2 separate regions of the Homo sapiens genome follow, and region 2 is linked to region 1. Evidence: chromatin contacts called from ENCODE Hi-C or POLR2A ChIA-PET data. All regions are on one chromosome and are shown on one strand. Each heading gives the region's core, a stretch centred on a gene start or an enhancer-like site at or near the end of the contact. The rest is flanking DNA. Distances are from core to core; before and after follow the strand shown. Region 1 has its middle 29 kb from the start of BHLHE41. Region 2 holds the start of SSPN (sarcospan).

Evidence for each region. Hi-C counts contacts between places; a loop is a spot of excess contacts on that map. ChIA-PET counts read pairs that join two places held with the same protein, here RNA polymerase II (POLR2A). Pooled maps may share reads with other maps.
Region 2: a map of ascending aorta shows a loop between it and region 1 (4-fold over the local background). The contact joins the promoter of SSPN here to the enhancer-like site in region 1. A Hi-C loop is called at or near these places in 10 of 168 maps with a recorded cell type or tissue (B cell, Calu3, IMR-90 and 7 more), 5 of 37 single-sample maps with no recorded cell type and 18 of 50 pooled maps. POLR2A ChIA-PET finds 5 or more read pairs at or near these places in 4 of 52 experiments (B cell, BJ, Panc1 and 1 more).

What each region holds. Positions count from the first base shown.
Region 1 is chr12:26,151,875-26,155,303 of GRCh38, forward strand. It overlaps a transcript of SSPN not described here. Among named protein-coding and RNA genes, the nearest start is that of BHLHE41, 29 kb to the left of the region's middle. Within about 2 kb of position 1,742, at least 9 of the 41 ENCODE cell types and tissues checked have a DNase peak (open chromatin) inside an H3K27ac peak, as active enhancers do; they include Panc1 and ascending aorta, where a contact is called at or near this core.
Region 2 is chr12:26,193,681-26,197,109 of GRCh38, forward strand. It overlaps SSPN (sarcospan), which reads left to right and starts at 1,893. Exons shown (of 3, transcript NM_005086.5): 1 at 1,893-2,271. The coding sequence starts at 1,993.

The DNA of each region.
Region 1 (3,429 bases), core at 492-2,991:
ACTAGAATTTTTCTCATCCAATGCGGTAATTTAACCATTGCTTTTGGATAATGCTTAGTCCCTAGATTGAAAGAGAGAAGGAGGGGAAAGAGATGTCACACCAGATAATACTTTTGAATCCTGAAAGAAGAATTTCTCAATATTTTGTGCTATTCATAATTCAGTGACTACAAAGACAATACACTTTTAAGTCTAATCTGCATTATTGACATTTCCCTCATCATTTTCTTCATTCTAGGCAATCAACAAAACAGTAAGTGAAGAAGCCCTGATCTGTCACATTTGCTCTTTTCCATGGTGTAAATACTCCCACCGTGGCTAATTTAAAGCAACCGATGTGAGGCCACTGCTTGCAGGAAAGATATGCAGCAGCTTACCATTATGTAATATTTCCACCAAACAGATATGTAACCATCAATAACCTCAAGATCATAGATAACAATAAAAATGTAGTATAAGTAAAACAATTAGGAAGTGATAAGTTTTAGGCATGCGTTACTTTTGCCTAATATAATTTATTTAATTATAAATTTATAACATTTAATTTTTAATAATGGCTATGTTTAGCAACTGTCTTGCAAAATTCCTGAAAATTTAAGAACTGGCTCTTAGAAGTCACTATGTCAGGGTAAAACCATAGTAATTATAAATGCCATCTCTCTTTCCCTTATCACTGTATTTTAATCCAACAGCCAATCATGCAGACTCTACCTCCAAAACATATCTTGACCACTTCCCTACTGCAACAATTGTTCTCATCACCCTCACTGCTCACCTGTATCCCTGCAATAGCCTCTAGTTGTTCTCCCTGGTTCATTCCTTATCTGTGTCTCATAGTCCACTCTCCACACAGGAGGCAGTCATATTTTTAAAATGTATGTACCATATCACTTCCCATCTTAAACCCTTCAACGTCTTCCTGTTGTTCCTAGAAGAAGACTCAAGCTCTTACCATGCCCAGTAAGGGCCTATCTTATCTGGCTGCAGCCTCCCTTCCAACTTCATCTTGCCATTGTCTGACTTAGCACTTCATTCCAGCCATGCTGGCCATCTTTATTTTCCTAAAACACACCTGTTGTGTAGCTGCCTCTGGGCCGTAGCACTTGTTCCCTCTGCCAGGAGTGCTCTTCCCCCACAGCATTCCAAGGCTGGCTCCTTCTCATTGTTCAGGTTCTAGCTGAAGTATCATCCCCTAAAAGAAGTCTGTCCTGTTTTATCTAAAGTAAGCCCCATTGCCCATATCACCACTCTCCGTCATATTCCCTTGTTCTCAGAAACTCAGGCAAATTACTTAGCCTCTAAACCTCAGTTTTCTCATTTGTTAAATGGAAGTGCTGTAGTACACATTTCTCATAGGGTTGTGAGGATCAAACGAGTTAATATATGTAAAGCACTTTGAACCCTACTTGGATCTTATTAAGCACTATCTATGTAAGTTTCGCTGCTAATATTATCATCATCATTTTTATTGAAGTATTATTATAATCTTCATTATTATTGGAGTATTCAAAGTACCTATCACTGTCTAAGAGTATTTTATCTATTTGTTTTCTTATTTCCTTTCTCCTCTCCTGGAATTTGAGCTCCATGAGAGCAGTGACCTTGAATGACTCATGCCCTGCTGTGTTCCATCACCTAGAATAGTGCCTGCCACACACTAAGTACTTAAATATTTTTTGAATGAATGTGTGCATAAATGAATAATGAATAAACAGAAGAACTGGCGGTGACACCATTCTGAGCCTTGGTTTATTTTTAGAAAATGTGATTACAGAGGCTTGCAGTCAGTGTGGTTGGAAGGGCACAACCGTTTTTGTAGGTGGTGGAACTTCTGGACTCTTGTTGCATGTCTGCAAGGTCTTCCACGAATTCTGGGTTCTGGTCCTTCTTGAGTGCTGAGTAGCTGATATCCCAGTGGTCCCAATCATCAGGAATATTGTGGGTGTGCTTAGCTCTCATAGTAAAGTCTAAGTTGGGAGAACTAGTACCTTATGGTCCCTCCTGATGGATGAGCCCAGAAACAGAACTATGAGCTACGATTCCTGAAGCAGCCAAAGGCAAGGAAGTCCAGTGCCTCTGAACATTTGTTCTGCTCAATGAAAGAACTCAGTCATGGGGTACCCCTTGTGGAAAAACTTGGAGTAGCCTCAGAAAGACTTTCATCCTTTGCTTTTGTAGTGGTTACATTTAGAGCAGATATGTGCAAAAAAACCTATGGCAAAAACCTTATCTTGGGCATATTTCTCTTGAACCCGAGCAGTTGCTCAAAAAGGTACTATGAAAAGGCCCATTTCTATATTTTTCACTTTTCATTTAGGTCCCTGATATGTCAAAAGATGACAGGGTTCATGAAGATTTTCTGTAACTCACCCTCGGTTGATCTGGAATACCAAGCTGCTTTACTCTACAGTGAGCTTTTTGAGGACAGACCATGTGTGTTATTCACCATTGCACAGAGTACCTAGCTCAGAGCCTTGCACTGAGCAACAACCTATAGATGCAAGATAGATTTCCATGTTCAGATCAACACTGCATTAGAGTATGACACCTGAAATCTTAGCAGCAGGGCCTTGGTGAAACTCTGTAGAGTTTCAGGGGGATCCTCCCTGCCTCCTTCACCAATTCCTCTTAAGGGGCACTAAGCAGAAAGGAGACAGGCTTTGGAATCAGACAAATGTGGCTTCAGGTTCTGGCACTAGTTAAATGACTTAGGGAATGACTAATTAAGGGACTTTGGGGAAGTTACTTAACCTTTCTAATTTATAAAATGGGAATAAAATGGTACCTATAAAGATTAACTGAGATAAGTAGGTAAACATTTCAGCTGAGAACCCAGTATCTACTGTACATTCGATTATTGTTAATATGAATCTTCTGGAGTGTTTTCTGTTTGTGTATGATCAGAATGCAGATTAAGGGGCAGAGAGGTCTAGGGCAGAGTAGAATTGGGCCCAGTAACATGGTGCCACATCAGATCCTGGACCAGAATTATATGAGAAAGTAGTGGGGTTTGGGCCCAGGGTTTGAGGGATGGTGATGGTAGTGTATGGTGAGGAAGCTGGGCATGACAGTGTAATGACAGAGAAAACAATCTGTGGAGCTCAGGATAGATTAATTTTTATAATGGGAAACTGTATTAGGAGTGATATCTAGATCTCTATCAGACTACTAGAGGACATCTATTCTTTATTGAATATCGACTTTTTAGGGGAAAAAAAGCAAAACCATGTTCTATGAATATCAAATGAGAAGAACTTGTCAGTTGGCTGCTTTTAAAGTTACAACTAGTGTATTCGTGGTATACAGAAAGGCCATTGGGTAACACCTCTTTCTTCTTAAATTGGGTAAATGAAATAATAGTGAATCACAAGTTAAAGTTACTTGTCCAGACTAATCAGGGAAAGGTGAATTAGAAGATGAGAGGGTGAA
Region 2 (3,429 bases), core at 643-3,142, 42 kb after region 1:
TGATGGCCCCAAAGCTGACCATAAACTTGCCTCAGCCACTCTGTTTTTCTGGTAAGAGTGAGTGCTATTTCTACTGCCTCTGCATGGAACTGGGATGTGTGGTTTAGATTCTGTTTTCTAAGCAAATGTATTTGTTCCCTGAACCATTATTTTTCTCACTGGTCCAGATGGAAGGCATAAGGAGAACACCTAAGTTCATAAAATAAGTAAGGGTGAAGTACATACTTTTTGTCTTCAAAGTTACTTTTGTGGGGACTTGGCAGTTTACAAAAAGAGCTGATGATGATTAGTTTCTAATTCTAAAGCAAACAGCAGGGAATTGGATTTTCTTTAAATTTTCCAATAGCAAACAAGCTAGGAGTAGCCTTTATCCTAACATCTTGGCAACATCACTTATTTTTGAATATAGCTTTCTGAATGTTACAATGACCATACCAAAGGAGATATAAATACCCCCAAAGTGATGGGATCATTTTTTAGTGGTTTCGCTGAAATTTGCTCTAAGTGCTACTGAGTAGAGGTATGCGGGAATAAGAATAATCAGTTTTATTGATTTCTTCTGTGACTCTGGGCCAGGACCAAGTCTATTTTGAACATCTTTATATCCTAGCACATTGTAGGTGCTTTAAAAATAACTCTTAAATATTGACTGAGTAAAAGCGTCTATCTCTAAGATGGTCAATCCAATCCCCCTAAGCACTGTTGTGGAGATGAGTGAAGACTAACTAGGAGTCTTGCTCTGTCGCCCAGGCTGGAGTGCAGTGCCATGATCACGGCTCACTACAACCTCTGCCTCCCAGGTTCAAGCGATTCTCCTGCCTCAGCCTCCCGAGTAGCTGAGACTACAGGTGCGTGCCACCACGCCTGTCTAATTTTTGTAGTTTTAGTGGAGACGGGGTTTCACCATGTTGGCCAGGCTAGTCTTGAACTCCTGACCTTGTGATCCGCCCACCTCGGCCTCCCAAAGTGTTGGGATTACAGGCGTGAGCCAACAGAGCTTTTAAAAACAAATACACGTGAGAGGCCGGGTGCATGGTGGCTCACGCCTGTAATTCCAGCACTTTGGGAAGCTGAAGCAGCAGGATCCCTTGAAGCCAGGAGTTCAAGACCAGTTTGGACAACATAATGAGATCCCATCTCTATGAAAAAAATTTTAAAAAATTAGCCAGATGTGGTGGTGATTGCCTGTAGTCCCAGCCACTTGGAGACTGAGGAGAGAGAAGCTGTTGAGTCCAGGAGTCTGAGGCTGCAGTGAGCTAGGATGGTGACAATGCACTCCAGCCTGGGCAACACAGTGAGCCCCTGTTTGGAAAATAATAATAATAATTAATAACATATGTGAAAGAGAGTTCACAATTAGTCCAATATCTTTAGAAAGATTCAAAAACACCTAAATGCGAAAAATGCCTTTATTCATTTGTCAGCTGGATTACAGAAAGTAGGAAGAAAAGAGCCTGTGCCTCTGTAGGAAAGTAACAACGACTTAACTTCTGGAAATGACTTCGCAGCTTAGAGCCCAGCAGTGCCTATTTTGGATTAAACTGTGTATTAATTAAGCTCAAACGATTTCAACATTCATCACCTTGCATTGCACTTCACAGAAAGCAAAACCAAAACAATCCTGGAGTTTTGAGTGAGGAAAACAGACGCCCCGCACTCGCACACGCGCGCACTCGCAGCCTGTCTGAAGTGCAGAGGTTCAGGCGGCCAAGGGACCCGCGCCGGTTTCCGCGGGCGACCTGCAAATCCTGCCCGGGGCCCGGCAGGCGCTGCGTCCCGGCGCGTTGGCAGTTGGCGACCCCCCTCGAATCCCCCCTCTGCTGCGGGCTCCCCGTGGCCTTTGGAGGCTCGGTGAGTCGGCTCCAAATGTTTTCCATATTTGTTCAGCCTCCATAATTCGAATACCAGGGCAGGCCGAGCCAGCCGTGCGCCGCGCTCCAGGGCCCAGGGCGCCGCACACGCACCCACCCACCCACCCAGCCTCGCAGCGCCATGGGCAAGAACAAGCAGCCACGCGGCCAGCAGAGGCAGGGGGGCCCGCCGGCCGCGGACGCCGCTGGGCCCGACGACATGGAGCCGAAGAAGGGCACGGGGGCCCCCAAGGAGTGCGGGGAGGAGGAGCCCCGGACCTGCTGCGGCTGCCGGTTCCCGCTGCTGCTCGCCCTGCTGCAGCTGGCCCTGGGCATCGCCGTGACCGTGGTGGGCTTCCTCATGGCGAGCATCAGCTCCTCCCTGCTAGTCAGGGACACTCCATTTTGGGCTGGGATCATTGTAAGCATCAAGTCTGTTTTGCCTAAGCGCGTTTGCCAAACAGGAATGCGAAGTCGCATGGTCGAGTTGAGACTAACCCAGCTGCATGTGCCCTTCCCCGGGTTCACTCTTCTAACTCGCGCTCTGCTCGGTGACTGATGCGTGGGGCACTGGGTTTTCCCGGGCGGGGCAGGGCTGGACGCGATAGGGCTCCTGCCCCTCTCCTGCTCGCGGCTCCCAGCGCCTCCACGGGGCCTGACTCTGACGCTCTGGAGCTGGGGAGTTCATTTCAAAAGCTGCTTATTTTGGTCAGACTGAACAGCCTCAATAACAACAGCGGATTCATTCGGGCTTTTTCCTTATCCTGTTACCCAGACCCCACCCCTGTCCTTAAACAAGTGGCAAAAAGTGAATTAAGTTCATCTAGTGAAAGCAGGAGAGGAGAAAGCCTGTACTTGGAGTTGCCACATTGAGTAGCATTCATTTTATGTTTTAAACTGAGGCTCCATTAGTAAGTTTCCTGAAATGATGGGCTAAGGCAGGAAATGCGAATACAGCAAGCACAGCCTTAATCCACTGGAGTCTAAAGTGGGATAAACCCAGGGCGCTGGCCATGGCAGAAGTATATTTGGGACTCCACCGATGGATGTACTGTTCTAAGTTGAACAGTACTCAGCTGTTGTGAGTGTTGAAACATGTAGCATACTTGGCTTGATTAAATGAATTCTTTAATGTAAAACGGGTGCCACTTACTGAATACCTACTGTGTGCTCGCCCTGCTAGAGGCCTGACACATATTATTTCTAATCCCCACATCGTCCTGATGGGATCGTTTTAATCATTCTCACTTCTCAAATGAGGGAACCCAGGCCAGACTCACCCAGGGTCATGAGTGGGTAAAGCATTCAGCCATGCTGATTCCTCTTTATGCTAGACTATATCTGCGTTTTCCTCATTGAACCACACTGCCACCACATTTGGTTTGTAACTTTAATATTATGTTATATTACAGTGTCTTGTAGCATATTAAACTCTTTCACATGCATTATTTCATTTGAGCCACGAAACAACACTTTGAAGTGGGAACTGTTATTCCTTTTGGATGTGAGGAAATAGGCTAAGAGAAGTTAGATGACATTCTCAAGCCCAGAGATTGAATGTGGTCGAATCAAGAGAGAC